Regions from separate parts of the Mus musculus genome. Here region 2 is linked to region 1. The links are chromatin loops, found by intact Hi-C in ENCODE. Cell type or tissue: heart. All regions are shown on one strand. Links, peaks and the distances in the headings refer to the core of each region. The heading gives the core; the rest is flanking DNA.

The links. A loop is a pair of places that touch in the nucleus more often than their neighbours do. Peaks named below come from ENCODE experiments on the same cell type or tissue, not always from the same donor. Only the 100,000 strongest peaks of a DNase experiment are listed, where the experiment ranks them.
Region 2: a loop joins it to region 1, with 8 times the contacts of the local background. A loop is called at or near these places in 3 of 42 quality-filtered maps.

Annotation. Positions count from the first base shown.
Region 1 is chr10:83,992,955-84,000,889 of GRCm38, reverse strand. No RefSeq gene overlaps it. Among named protein-coding and RNA genes, the nearest start is that of Gm40725, 25 kb to the right of the region's middle. In heart, for the core only: a CTCF peak has its summit at 4,196 (motif pointing right); a DNase peak (open chromatin) is centred at 4,759; H3K27ac peaks cover 807 bases.
Region 2 is chr10:83,933,271-83,941,205 of GRCm38, reverse strand. It overlaps Gm34043 (a long non-coding RNA gene), which reads left to right. Exons shown (of 3, transcript XR_380636.3): 3 at 2,989-3,470. It overlaps Gm33980 (a long non-coding RNA gene), which reads left to right and starts at 7,681. Exons shown (of 3, transcript XR_380635.2): 1 at 7,681-7,737; 2 at 7,831-7,935. In heart, for the core only: no CTCF peak of the experiment used is centred there; a DNase peak (open chromatin) is centred at 3,805; H3K27ac peaks cover 375 bases.

The DNA.
Region 1 (7,935 bases), core at 1,622-6,621:
ATTTCCCGGTCTCTGCTTCATCACCACTAACCCCATCATCTCTGCCCTTAAAGTGCCAAGGAAGCCACCCTCCTATTTCCCTGTGCGTCCTGGCTTCTCCTCTTTGCCCTTCTCAGCTGTCCCAGGATCCCTCACAGTCCCCTGCACATCACATATCCTCTGTGACTCAGGACAGTCCATGTTCCTCCTCCTCACCACCCCACCCCCTGCCCGCCCCAAGGCACCTGGCAGGAAACTCTTCCCTTCCCTTCTCGCCCTATTCCCTTAGGTGACATGCAGTGCACAGGGGTATTATTTCTCTTGGCATAGGTATCCAGCTGTCAAAGAGACAGATAGGTCTTGGCTGCAAGGCGGGAAGGGAGGTAAGGAAATGAGACCCGAATGGAAAAGGGCCCCTGGCCAGGAACTTGAAGAGGTGAGGAGGAGGGTGTGAATAGAAGCAGCAAGGGAATCAAGAACAGTGCAAAAAAAAAAAAAAAAAAAAGCAACCACGGATCTTTATTTGAGGATCCAGACTCTCCTCTTCTTACCCAAGGGAGCAAGTCCAAGCCACATACACAAAAACAGGAGGTCGGGGGTGGCTCTAAGGTGAAAGGTTGTCAGGCCTGGAGTCTCACGTCTTATTAATTTTCATTTGTATTTTTCACCTTCAAAACAGAAGATGGGGCTGGGCAGTGGTGGTGCACGCCTTTAATCCCAGCACTTGGGAGGCAGAGGCAGGTGGATTTTCTGAGTTTGAGGCCAGCCTGGTCTACAGAGTGAGGTCCAAGACAGCCAGGGCTACACAGAGAAACCCTGTCTGGAAAAAAAAAAGCCAAAACCCAAAACAAAAAACAAAAACAAAACCCAGAAGATGGGATTATGATAAAGGTTATGTTGCTGAATACCTCTAGCTGCTAAAACAGCCCTAGTGAGCTACTAGGAAGCCCCACACAGTATTGGCTAATTTCCCTGCTTTATCATTTATCGTAGCACTACATCAAAAGCACCAAGCAGGAGCTTGAGAGACAGTTCAGTCAGTGTATGCAAGCATGAAGACCTGAGTTCAGATCACAGTGTGAATGAATAATAGCCGGATCTGGCCGTGGCGTTTGTAACACTAGTGCAGGAAAGCAGAGATGACTGAATTCCTAGCACACACTGACCAGCTGGGCCAACCAATCTGTGAGCACCAGAGGAAGCAAGACCCTGTCTCAAAAGATAAGATGGGGAGATTGAGGAAGACACCCGATGTTGACCTCTGTTATCCAGGTACACACCCACCCACATGCACAGGAATGCGCCCACATATGCCTGTGTGTGCACACACACATTACAGAGGATGCAGAGTATAGATTTGGAAGCTAGACAGATTTCATCTCAAATTCTACCTTGGCTGCTTGCTGGCTCTGAGAATTTGGTTTAGAAACCACTTCTTTCAGCTCCCAAACCATAGCCACAGTGCAACTTCTCTGAGTGATATCTACAAGGTATTTCCTCTTTTTCTCTGTGTTTCTGAGCTGAAATAAAAGTAAAGGAGAGATGATGTTACCTTCTGGGATACTTCTGCCTCTTATGCAGAATTTGGGTGAATCAGAAGGCTTCTAGGGCACTAGCCACCACTCCCAAGATGGGGGGATGAGGAAAGAAAGGGCCAGAGTGTCTGAGAGATGGCGGACAAGGGCAGTGGCCATAGAGTTGTCCCTGACTTGTGGACAGGACACTGGCTGTGGAGTTGGAATGTCTTCGTCACATGGATCTGCTGTTTTCCAGCTGTATGACTTTGGGGCAGTTGCTTCTGTTCCACAGCACTTGCATTTGGGGGAGAATCAAATGAAGATGTCTGAGCCTGGAAAGTTAGTCAGAATCCTTCTGTTTGCCCTGGACAGAAATAAACTGGAAATCAGGTTAAACAAAAGTAGGGACAATCTCAGACCAAGAAGCATCTACATTGGGCTCAGTTTCCAAGTCACAGGCTCCCACCCTTGCCCCCTCCTCACAGGATCCCACTCTTGCCCTTCCTCTCTAACTCCCTTCTCCCTACCACCCATGATCTCCCCCTTTTTTTCATCACAGCCTCAACCGTTACCCACAAAGTTTATTCTACTTCATTTCACCTAAGTCCTGTTTGCTTTTCCAAAAACGCATGGTTTCATTCCACCCCCACCCCTCCCTCCCCATAAGCTGTGTCCATGGAAAGTCAAACTCCGGAAATAGAAGCTTCATCAATCCTTTGGTCAGGACTTTGACAGACTTGCTTAGAGTTTTCGAATCCTCACCCTTATCTGATCACTTCCCGTGTTTACTCTTCCAGCCAGTTGGCCTACTACTGTTTGTGCAGATTGAGTTCAAATTTACTTTCCTGTGAGCGACAGTTAAACATCAGCTTCTTAGGAAGCTTCTGGAAGGGCAACCAGATCTAGGTTAAGAGATATGACATCCTACTTGTGGCATTCTGGAAGGTGACCTCAGTGCTCTCATTCAACCTTTATCCACTCCCACCTAAACAGATCTACATGTAAACAAACCCTCTGTTTCTAGCTACCTGCCTCCCCCATCCCCCAAACCAATATGCACCCCCCCATACAACGGGAAACTGGGCCAGCCTACATGTCTTGACTCAGGTATGACCCCAGGAAATAGGTCCCTTTTCTCTATCCCCATGATAATTTAGCAAAACATAATATTCTGGTTAATTTAACTTTCCATTTGACACAGCCTAATGTCATCTCAGAGGAGACCCTCAGCTGAAAAAAAATTGCCTAGATTAGATTGTCCTCTGGGCATGTTCACGGGGATGTCATAATTGTTAATTGGTGTAAGAGGGCACAGCCCACTGTAGGCAGTCCCATTCCCTAGGAAGGTGGCCTTGGACTATATAAGAAAGCAGATGACTAGAAAACGAGCCTTCAAGTCATCTAGCAAGCAGCATTTTCTTCTTAATTTCTGATGTGCTTCCTCGGTCAGCGATAATGCTGCGTAGAATGGTAAGGAGCCCTGTCTTCAAGTTCCTGCTTCAGTTCCTGCCTTGCCTCTCCTCCATGATGAACTGTGACCCAGAATGTGAAACAAGCTCTTTCCTCTCTTAACTTGTTTTTGGCTGTGATATTTGTGACAGTGACAGAATGAAACTAGAATGCATCATACATTGTGGCTATGTGTGTCTGTTCTTCTTAATTATGAACTCCTTAAGGTCAGAAACTGTTACAGTCCCCTTTCTCACTCTTGAGCCTTCCATAGATCCTTGCACACAGTAGGTGCTCAAGGACTGTAAAATGAAACAAGACGTTTTCTTCAAAAGTACTCCGTGTGAGTAAGCTTTATATTCCATTTAGGACCTGCTGGCTGTCATACTCTGTTGTGTTCTACTTCCATGTAAAACCATAGCTCAAATGACAGTAATGCTCTTACTACCTCTGCCAGTGTCTGTGAGTTAACAAGTTGGGAGAAGCTTGGTCAACTCTGGCTCTGGGTCTGGCACTAGGCTGCTGTCTGACAAGGAATGTGGGAAGAACATGGGCTGCAGAAGCTGTTGGGGACACTGGCAGGACAGCAGGTAGCATTCTCTTTATGGGGTCTTAAGCCTTTTGTGTGGTGTCTAGGTCTGAACTGGTTTGGGCTCCCTCACAGCATAGTGGCTTCAGTTCAGCTGTGAGACTTACAATGAGACTACACTCCAAAGAAGACGATTCAGGAAAAGCGCAACAGAACCTGTGTCACCATTTATGACCTACACTCAAAAGCTGAATGGCACTCTTCCATTGTTCCCTGTTAGTCAAAATAATCCTGAAGCCAGTCTAATTTCAAGACAAGGAGACAAGTAAAGACACTTGCCACCAAGTTCAATCTCTGAGACCCACATAGTGGAATAAGAGAACCAACTCCCAGAAGTTGTCCTCTGACCTCCACATGTGCACCATCACACACACACACACATACACACACACACACACACACACACACACACACACAAGCAACCATTAGAAATCATTTCTGGAACGTGTTCATGTTCTTTTTGAGCAGGATTTGGCACACTCTGCTCTGGCCCCTTACACACCTCTACAGTGACATTACTCACAGTGATATGCAGCCATTCACCCATCTGCCCACTTCCCTTCTTAGGTGCTGTGTTCTCTCAGGACCTTAAAAAAATTTTTTTTCCTGCTTGTCTGTATGGGCACCATGTGAGTGCAGTATCACCAGAAGTCCAGAAGAGGGTGATGGAGTCCCCAGGGACTGGAGTGTGATTTGCAAGCCACCTAGTGTGGATCCTGGATGCTACACCCAAGTCTCCTGCAAGAGAAGCAAGTGCTCTCCAACCCCGGGGTCCTTTCTCAACTGTTCTTCCTATTCTCGTTGCCTAAGACAGTGCTCAATTAATACAGTAGCATTATCTGATACAAATAATACAGTGGGAGTGAGTGCTGGGTTTACAAGAGTGAATATACAAACAAATATGAACAGGGTGGGCTGATATTATTCCATATTTTTTTCCAAAGGGAATAACGGAATCTGACATTCCTAAAACAAGAACCCTTTCAGAAAGCAACAACAAATCATCAGTACTGACCCGTGTTGTCACTAGAAATTCCACAAAGACCTGGGGATTCCTTATCCCTTGGCTTCTGGAGTTCTCAATAAACTCTCCACTCCAAAGCCTTTGCTGGATTCCGAAAGTCTGTCTTGCTCTACTAGGCCAACAGCCAGAGGCTGCAGGGCCTCCAGACACAGACACAAACGTGCAGGGTGGGGTCCGTGATAGCAAGGATCTAGGCCCAGCTGGAAGACAGCCACGGACTCTGCTGGAGCAAGAGGCTGCAGGAAGTGGAGGAAGGAGGAAGCCATCAGGTTGGCAAGCCCCACCCCTCTTCCATTTCCCAAGAGGTCAGGCAAATGTCATCAGATGATTTTTTCCAGACATGAACAGGGGCTCTAATAGGATTCTTTCTAAGAGGAGGCAGTTCACTACACACACACACACACACACACACACACACACCTCTGCAAAGCCCACACAGAAAAGAATGGCCACCCAAAGGACCCAAGCAAACACTCCCATGGACCCCCTGCCCCCGACTTTTTCCAAGGTTAGAGTCCCACACAGCTTCAGGCATATCTGAGGGAGAAGGTACAGACTGGTGCTTGGTGGCCAGAGGTCTTCGCTAGCATGAGGGTACCCAGCTTTTGCTGAGTCTGGTCCAAATATGTGTTGCGTCTCTCTTTCTGAGTATCCTTCCCAGAATGCAATGGCTAGAGCAGTTTGTTTTCCATTCCCTGAGCATAGCTGGGTTTGGAGCTTTCCAATTTCTTGCTCTCTGCCATTTAACACACACGGCAATAAAACACAGAGCCATTTTCCATGATCTTTAGTTAATGATGCTGTGTCTGGCAGTGTCTCCATCACCAAAACCAGCCTTGGGAAAAGTTCTCATTCAAACACTAGAAGTTGTTTTGCACTGGCGGGTCCTTAGACTTGGACATTCTCGGGCAATCTGGATCTTATTTTAACTGAAACTCGTTTATTCTCCTCAGAACAAAAGAATTCCAACAATTCAACAGTCCTTCACACTGCTATGTCACCAACCAGAGACTTCCTGCACTCTGAGAAACAAGGCAGTGTGGCTTGGGAGGTCAGAAATAGAGATGATGCCTAGTGGATGTTGGGGGGCATCTGTTTCTAATTGTTCTCATTCTTCATCCAACGAGCCACACAGTCAAGACTTGAACTCCAGTGTACATTACTACTGAGAGCTTTCAGGCTAGATGTAATCCCAGAGCTGCAAGCCCCATTCCAATGGCAACCCATACATGATCCACACGGGGCAGGAAAGCAAGAACATTTTCTCTTCAACTCTCAGAATGCAGTATCAGATCAAGAGGGCATCCTCACAGTCTGTCCTCAGGAGACTACAAACATCTAGGGTGGCTGATGATGTCAAACTTCGGGATCTACATGACAGCCACCTAGAAAAAGACGGATGCCCCATGACCTCTGAACCCCAGCATAAACCCCAAGCCTGCCTGAATCTTTTAGATGAATTAGAAGCTATTATTCTAGATAGGTGAATTTCCATTGTTTGAAGGCACCATCCTGGGGACAATGGTCTATTCTGAGTCATTTTTTACCCTCATCCTGACTCTAAGTTGTCTCCCCCAGCCATTTCTTCCTCTTTACCTCACTCAGTTGAGCCACAGGCATTCAGCAATCACTGAGTGCTCACCTGTGTTCTGGGTTACCCTTAACCTGAAGGTTACTAGAGAATGCAGTTCTTATCTCTCAGACAGGTTTTAGTCATGCTGCAGTAACAAGCATGCCCAGAACGAAATGTTTTAAAACAACCCAGGCTTATTCTGGACACGTTTCTTATCCATTGAGGATTGGTAGAACACTCTAACCACATGATCGGCCGTCAGGATACAGGTCCTGGGATACAGGCTAATAGAGGAAGCTAAAACCCTCAGAGGCTGAACTATGCAGAGTGCAAGAACAGAAGACTCCTTAGGGGAGAAACAGGGACATGTGTAGGAATTACTGTGGGATGGTCATTCTGAGCATGGTCAGGGGAACCTTCCAGAGGATATGACTATTAAGCTGAGACTCTGGTTGTGGAGAAGAGATAGTCTTGGAAGTCTCTTGTGGCAGAGCTCTCCAAGGGTGACCAGGGCTGTCAGAACTGTATATCAAGATGAGGCTTGTCACATGCAAAGAACTAGACAACAGCCAATGTTGCCGGACCCCAGAGAACAAGGGAGGAGACAGAGGATAACGAGATGTTAAAGTAGCCAGGAGTAAGCATGTATATTAATCTCTTTCTTGGTGCTGTGACCAAACGGAGGGAGGAAAGTTAGATTGCAGTTTATGGTGCTAGAGGGTTACAGCATGTCACAGGATGGAAGGCATGGCAGAGCTCATGCAAGGATGATGTTGGTGGTTCCCACTGCATGCTAGGCACGAAGCAGGTACTACAGGCTGGCACCAGAGGCGTGTGTAACCTTCAAAGGCCTGCCCTTCACCCAGACCCCACATCATAAAGTCTCTACAGCTTTCAAAATAGCACCACAGACTAGAGGCAAACATCTAGCACTGAGCCTGATGGGGGCAGTTTCGAGTCAAGCCATAACATTGTCAATGGTCCCCAGAGGCTCATGGCCATTATAACTATTACCTTTCATCTATCTATCTATTATCTATCATATATCTATCATTTATCATCATGTAGCTATCATAATCTATCATATGTATATTATATATGTATAATCTATCATTAATCTATATGTATAATCTATCATTAATCTATATGTCTATCTATCATTTACCTATCATCTAAAAGTGGAAAGACATGAAAGTAGAAGGGGGATAATAAGAGGGAGAAGAAGCCTAACGGTAGCAGGGAGGGACAAAAGGAAAAGCTAATGGAACTCTATGACTTAAAGCAGAAGGGGATCCTATCTGGAAGGAGAAAAACCTTGGAGAACGGAGACGGAGGAGAAAGGAAGTCGGGAGGAAGAAATAAACATGATGTACACGTATGCAAGTGCCAAAATGAAACATCAACGTTGTAGGCTAACTAAAATTAAATCCAAACTATTTCGAAAGAAAAACAGAGCAGACCCTGTTAATCAAACACCACACAGTCCCTGTGACACCTACCCACTAAAGCTCTTCCCCAGCGTGACCACTTGAGTCTGCAGCCAGTCCTGGTGTGGAAGCAATCAGTTCCTGGGGTGTTACAACAAGTCCCACAGACTGCAATAGCTAGCTGCCTTGCTCAAGTGGAAACTTCCTCTCCACCATCTCCTCTCCTGAGGAGCGGGCAGCAATTCCTCACGCAGCTCAGGATATCAGATGCAGCCACAGCTTTGTGCTCACCCACCCCCCACCTACAGCTATGTTCCACATCCTTCTCCATTAAGCCCAGCAGGGAAACAGCATAGCTGGGAGGAAACGCCAAGAAC
Region 2 (7,935 bases), core at 1,505-6,504, 60 kb after region 1:
AGAAGATCCACAAGGTCCCTGTGCTCTTTGGTCTTCCCCTGGGCTTCAGTAGGCAGAGCAACAAACGTCACAGGGTCACTCCTGGGGCCATGGTACACTGGATAGGAGAGTTGCAAATACAGTTAGGATCACCAATCACCAGTCATTGGCTTAATGGACAGGGAGCCTATTCAGGGCAGGATTTACATGGGAGACACTCCTCTGGTGGCATGGTAGAGGGGTCTTGAAGGTGGACCCTGGCACTGAAGGTGGGCCCCGGTGTGAGCATCTAGCTTCCAGGACCTCTACCCTATAGCCATCAACAAGTGGATCCTGTCATCAGCTTAAAATGAGGATCTGAAGCTGCAGGTGAGACCAGGAAAATGTGAAAAAGGACTTTAGCCAGAAAATGAATCGTGTTTAAAGTTGCAGGTGAAAGGGGTCTCAGAAAACCCTGAAATTCCCTCAAGGCGCCTTCCTATTGACATGCAACTCACACAGCCTCTCAGCAATGACACATGTCAACTTCTACGGCCTCTTACAAGTGTTCACACCTTCCTGCTCCACATTTTACTCCTGAGCCTTACTGTAAGCATTACCAAAAGCAGCCAGCAGTAACCGTGCCCAGACACTATGCTGTGTCGGAATTCGCTTTCTACAATTAATTAGTACATTAGTTTGTTTGTTTTCATTTATTCTATCTTGGTTCTTTGGAACACAGACTATGTGCAAATTCTTTGCCAGAACATGACACGGATGCTGTTCCAGTTTTATTTACTATTATTGTAACGAAACACTGCCCCAAACCAACTTGAGTAAAGGGATTATCCCATCTTACAGGTGACAGTCCATCCCTGCGGGACTTGAGGTAGGTGCTCAAGGCAGGAACCTGGGCCCTGCGCTTTGGATATTGCCATGGCAGGAGCATGTGGAGGAAGAAAATCATTTACATCAGAGTGGACAGGAAACAGAGAGAACACCTTTTGTGTCAATTAACTATCCCGTGACATGCAAGAGTCCTTTAAGTAATATGAACACATAACATTTACTAGTGGTATGGGGTCTGGTTATTTTCTGGCAACCTATACTCATTTAGCCCCCACATCCCTCTCCTGTGGTAAGAATTCAGGTTCTCATACACGTTAAGCAAATTTTCTACCGATTAGCTACACCCCTATACCTCAGCTTTGCTAGTGATACCTTTTAATACATAATTAATAAATTCATTTAAATGGTGTTTATTTCTTTATTCTGATTTGTTTTGGAGTTTTCTATGTCCCCAAAGCTACCAAAGTATTCACCCCTGCCTTCGTCTCGACTTGAAACACAGAGGTTTTTCTATTTTGCTTATTAGTGCTAATATCCATCCTATGTACTTGAAATGAGGTCAGAGGCATATTTTTATTCTTTCTTTTCATGAATGTGTGTAAATATGATGACATACTCAGGTGAACAGAAACACTTAAAAGAGCCACAGGGTCAGAGATAACCACTTTTGCTTGGCTAGGTCTTATTTCCATGGTAGCTACTGAAATGGGAGTGATTCACACATACTTCAATGGCAGTGAGGAGGCTCCTGCAGAGAGGGAGGTTCTGAGCTCCCAAGTGACCAAATGCATAGCTACCAAGGACGGAGGAAGACTATGGGAGCAAAGGTTGAAAGTCGGAGGACCTGAGGCAGGAGGTGTGCCATGTCTCCTCAAATGAGTGAGAGGACTATAGAAGGTTTGCAGCCATTACTGTGACACATAGAAGCGTGAGCCAGAGTATAGGGACTCCTGGGAGACCTACTTCATTCTCTCTGAATTCACAGGGCTGACATATTGCTTTGCTCTGTCATTTTGGTGCTTTTGTTGTTGTTGTTTTCCCAACAGTATGTAGTCATTGTGTCACACACACACAGACACACATACACACACGTGCATGCACACACATGCACACACACATTTATCCAAGATATTGGTAAGACAGACAAGTAAGATGAAACTCAGACAGGCAGAGGAATTATGAAAATGCTATGCTTAAGTACATACATTAGCATAAGTTACTTATTGGGAAAGAATTTGCAGTAGTTACAGGTGAGAGAGCCCACATCAAATGGAGGCTAAACAAGATAAAAAAAAATGTGTGTCATAAAAAAATTTGGAGGTAGACAGTTGTCTTAGGGTTTTACTGCTGTGAACAGACACCATGACCAAGGCAAATCTTATAAAGACAACATTTAATTGGGGCCGACTTATAGGCTCAGAGGTTCAGTCCATTATCATCAAGGCAGGTACATAGCAGCATCCAGGCAGGCATAGTGCAGGAGGAGCCTCTGCTAGCCTCTAAGAGAAGACTGACTTCCAGGCACCTGGGGTGAGGGTCTTAAAGCCCACACCCACAGTGACACACCTACTGCAACAAGGCCACGCCTACTCCAATAGGACCACATCTTCTAATAGTGCCACTCCCTGGGCCAAGCATATGCAAACCATCATAAAGGTAAAAGATTGGTTTGTCATCAAGGGTCTGAATTTCTTTCATCTTTTCCCCTGTGTCTTGTAAATAGTCGCAGCCTCAGAATCGATGTTGCTGTAATGCCACCCAGAACCTCCAAAATTCTAGATACAAGAAGGAGAAACTACAAACACTCTGTGATTGCAGTCTAGGGCTGCAGGATTCACTAAACAACCTCCTGTTACATCTTGGGCCAACCCTCCAAGCAAGCTAGTGAGTTAGCTTTTAACTAAACCCACTGATTCCCAGAGCAAAACCTGATGTTGGTAAGACCAAGGAAAGAACCAACATTGGATAGACAAATGGCAATATGTAACCCTGAAGAGAAATTTGTGAGATTCAGACACCAACTGTTAAGTCCAAGAATACAAAGGTTATAAAAGGAACTGTACGAAGAAGTTATTCGTGGATGTGTGGTTTCCTCTGTATCATTTTCCATGTCTTAGTCAATTTTCGATAAGGGGCAATATAATCAAATGGTTTTTTTTGTTTTTTGTTTTTTGTTTTTAGAAAAATTGATTCCCTTCTCAAGTGCGTACATCAGTGAACAAGACAAGAGGACGCCCCACACAGGAAGTGCGCCTGGAATTCAGCCCTTAGCAAGGAGAACCTGATTGAGAGAGATGTGTGAACCTTGACATGCATGCTAATGAGACACTGGTCAGATCTTGAACTTGCCTCCAGTCCACCTCCACTCTCCTCTGCCCTACCTCAGCCTCACACTTCCCATTTGTAAATCCTGGTATTAGCAAGTGGGAGATGCTAGAATTTCAACCCAGCTGAGTTTCTGTTTCCCCTCAACAACTGTGATAGTGCCCAGCATAGGAGTGGATTGGTCTGCTTTGGGCACCTCATCCAACCGCACACAGACTTTGACTGCAGCCCCAAAGACTCTGTTATGATCTCTCCTTTACCATCTCCTGTTTGTTTTATAACTGTGCTCACCATCAGCCCCATGTGGCTATTTCAATTGAAATTAAACAAAAACATTTTCAGCTTTTCAGTTATATGTTTGAGTTGGAGGCCGGAGGTTCTCAGTGTCCAAATTGGTTGGCAGGATCATTACTGTTCCCATTACTGAAGCACATGCTAAGCACTGGAGGGTGGCAATCACACACAACTCACCTGTGTGAGCCACGAGGCCCGCACTGAATGCGTGGGAAATGAACGCACCATCTAGTGCCTCCGATCTGACAGGCTGATGCTGGGTGGGAAAGGCGTCTGGCTGGAGATAACTTTTCAGCCAAGTCCCCAAGGTAATTACATGAATGGGTGGGTCAGGAAGAGCAGAGCACTCAGAGGAGGAACTGACGATGACCAGTGGGAAAGGCTCAGGGAATTGGAACCCGCCTGCTACTGTTCCCGGGCTCCTTTCCCGCTGCCAGCTAAAAGTCATGCGAGGCTGTGCTTTCTTATCAGGCTTCCTCCAGCGTGCACACAGCCTGCCTTGGGAGGGTAAAGTCTGGTTTTGACTAATTGGACTCTTGGCAGGTTGACAGTCAGGCAATTTTTAATTTTTTGATTTTTTTTTTTTTGCTTGTTTGCTTCATTGGTAAGTTTTGATTAGAGGTGAAACTAGAGGGTACCCCAGAGAATCACAAAGAGTTGTCCCAGAGATTTCCAGCCACAGTCAGCATGTGTACAGAACGCCAGTGAAAATGGATGTGTCTTCCTGGCCCTGGGGCACTGGAAGATCTCTGAATTCCTCATATAAGCTGTTCAACCCCCAGGGCAAAAGATTCGCAGCCAGGCCCTGCTGATTTGCTCCATAACTAGACCTGAGAGTCATCTTTTTTTTTCCCCTATTCACTCATAGGTTGAAACCAAGCCCAACCATCCACTAGTTATGTGAGATCTCTGAGTTTTCTTTTCTCTACCACAGGGGTAAACAGAGTCGGAAGCATGAGACAATCTACTGGAGGCAGAGTCCCACGGTAGCCAACTGCATGTGTCTGCTTGGCTAGGTCACAGGGTGACCAGAGATGTGGTGCAGCATCACTTTGGCTGTGTGTTATGGAGACCCTGGAGCAGTTCATGTCTGACGTAGGGAGAAAAGCAAGCCACACTTTCCAATGACAGTGGACTCAAGCTCTAACGGATCAAAAACCCAGGAAAGCTCTCTCTCTCTCTCTCTCTCTCTCTCTCTCTCTCTCTCTCTCTCTCTCTCTCTCTCTCTCTCTCTCTCTCTCCCCCCCCCCTCTTTCTCTTCACCCCCCCCCCAGCTAGAACAGCCTTCTTCTGCCTCCAGACATGAAATCCAGCTAGAATCTATTCAACTGGCTTTCCTGTTCCTCTGGCTCTCAGCCTCAGACCGAAATAGTGCTTCTGGCTCACCTGGGTCTCGACCTTATCCATGTCAATCACAGGACACAGCCTCTATAGTCGCCAGGAGTCAGTCTCTGTACTCAGCCTCCATCGGTTCTGTCTCTCTAAGGGACTCTGACGGACACATTGCCTAGTCCAGTGTCTCATCTGAAAGGCACTGTGTAATGGTTTGTTACACACATTAATAATAATAATAATAATAATAAATGTTTTCATTTTCCATATTACAAACATTTCTAAAGTTAGTCATTCTAAGGCTTGAAGGAGTAATTATGCTATGTCTCAGACTCTGGGACAAATGGCTGAGGAGCCTATTTAACAAATCAAGTAGACCTGACCACCAGATTTTCCCAGCATCCTTCAGTCCCTTCCTGTTTACATCCTGTCCTTCCCCCAGAGGCTCTTCCCTGTAGAATCCAAACACTTTAGTTACCTGCTCATTTTGTACCTCTGCCCTCTTGGCTGCTGTACCTGGTTCCCCTCTCTTCCTACCTCCCTTCCCTATCTCCGCCCCCACCCTCACCATGCCCCCTGTCCTTCTATCTCCTCCCATGGCTCAGGGTCATGTCTGAACTCTCCCAGATGGCCCGGCCTCTAGCTATGCTTTCCCACATGTCTATAACAAACTTTCTCCTCCACTATACCTAGGAGAACTCATTCTTTCCTTGTCCTTTCTGCCTCATTCACATATTAGCTGCCATTTATCAAGTTCCTACTTAACACTGATTTTTTTTTTTTGTTGGTTTGGTTTGGTTTGGTTTGGTTTGGTTTGGTTTGGTTTGGTTTGGTTTGGTTTGGTTTGGCTTGGCTTGGTTTGGCTTTGGTTTTCAGGGTTGTCAAAAACAGGGTTTTTCTGTGTAGCCATGACTGTTCTACAACTCAATATGTAGACGAGCTGACCTTGAACTCATAGAGATCCCCCTGCCTCTGCCTCCCAAGTGTTAGAACTAAAGAATGCCACCACTTCACAGCTAACAATAATCTTCATAACAGTTTAGAAGTGCCCCCTCATTACCTGCTATTTACCTCGCTTCTTCCCTGATCACTCAATGCCAGGAGGACTAGTGTGGTAGCCCCTTGTCTATTCCATCCATGCCTGGCCTCCCATATGGCAACAAATGCATCTTCTTAAATATCCAATCAGAGTCCATCTCCACCATGCCCCATACCTGCCAGGGGCTGCCCGTCGGACAGGCGGAAAGAGCTAGATCGAAGTCCATCACCAGTCACAGTTCTTCAGATGTGTACTCCATCCATTCAAGTGTGTGCTGTAATCATCCCTTCTGTGGAAACTGAGATTCACTTCACCGAGAGTAAAGAACTTATCACAGGCTGCCCAGCAGGCTGGTGGCCCCACTGAATATGAGGACATTGATCACATAGGTACTCAGCCCATTTGCAGGCTGGAGGCTTGGGAAGGTCCACGCTGTTCTCTCATCGTCTGGTCCCTTGGAGGTACCTTTCAGAGAGGAGAGTTCATGACATCCTTTGGTGTAGGGTGTTCTCTCTACTCCTTAGAATGCCAATGAACTCAGCCCCCAGGGAGTGCTCCTGTAAGCTTCCCTGTCACCCCCTGCCCTGTCTCAGCCTGACATTCCCATGGCCTTTGTCCCCTTTCCCAGAATGCTCTTAGCCTTGACATGAAGGACGTGCTAAACCTTGGCAAGCATCCATTTCGGATACCTAATGTTCTGTGACTAATGACTGAGCAGGAGGGACTCTGATAGAAATATCCCATGGATTCTGTGTCCCTTAGTCCCCCTACAGGCCAACTTGGGAGTTAATCTACTCCAACCTCCAGTATACAGCTCCTGCCACTTTGGTGTCTTCTGGATATTAGTCATCTACCAACATTTAAAGTTGATGTCACATGGATGGCATTCGTTCACACTTTAACCTTTTGAACACCTGCCTTCTTTGGGAGGATTCCTTACTATGTGAACTATGAAATCGAAGAGGGCTCTCCCTCCTGTCTGACCTAAGAAGAGTTAGCAGGGTGCTTCAGCTCTGGCTATGACTCCTAAGCAGGCCATGCAACTGCATGGAAAAAAATCAAAGCTCTGTGTTAAATGGCAACAACGTTTGGTACCCTGACAGCAGTTATGGAAATGGAACACTTTCTGCAGAGGGACCATAGCTGTGACCTGACTGCCTGGGAGATGTAGGTCCTGGACACGTTCTCCAATTTTCAGAACTCTGCCATCACCCTTTGAATGCTTTTTCTTGTTAAATCTGCTGCTGTCATCCAGCAACCTTGAGTGGTACCCACAGAGATGCAGACTTGGGACACGGTAAGATGGCACACGGAGCTCCATGCAAAATTCCCCAACTGTCCTGATTTAAGCTCATTGCAAGCTGCCAAGTCTAAAATGAGGGAGAATTACAGGGAGAATAATTACAGGGAGAATCCATGACAGAGATCTTAAGAACCGGGAGCTAGCCAGGTTCTTGAGTCCTGCAGACTCATGTCCATAGCATATATTCTATGGGCACATAGACACAGCCTGAACACGTAAGCAATTCATTGCACAACAGGGCCAGTCTAGTAGGGCATTGTGAGGTGTTAAGTGTTCCTTAATACACAGCCAGCACCAGGAAGACAGGGAGGCGGGCTGGGGCAAAGGTGACCCTAGGGAATGCTATGTCAGAGCTTCCTCACATGTAACAGGTGCCTTGTGGTTTCCGTAATTTCAGAGTCTTGGAGAAGCCCTGCTGTTTATCAGATCAAAAGGGCACAGAAAATCAAGCTACAGGTAGAATCTTCTGCCGCTTTCAGCCTCCCTGTCTCCATCCTTCGTTGAGTCTTGTAGTTAAGCTGCATGCGTGGGCATGACATCACTTCGTTTCAAAGCAATTCCCAAGAAGGGCGCTGTTTGTCATCCTCAAGTTGTTTATATCACAAATGAGGAAGCTCAAACTCCAAGAGGCAGGCAGGTATGGAGTGGCAGATCCGGGAGCTGAGCCCAGACCAGCCAGGCTCTAAATGTCACATTGTTTCTACTAAGTAGGGGCTGTTTTCCTTTCCAGGGCAATTGTCAAGGGCCCTAACCAAGAAGGGCTGTCAACTAAGGCCTCTGACAGTAGAATGGACAGGAAGTCTTGTGGTGGCCGCAAGTGATAGATATATGGAGG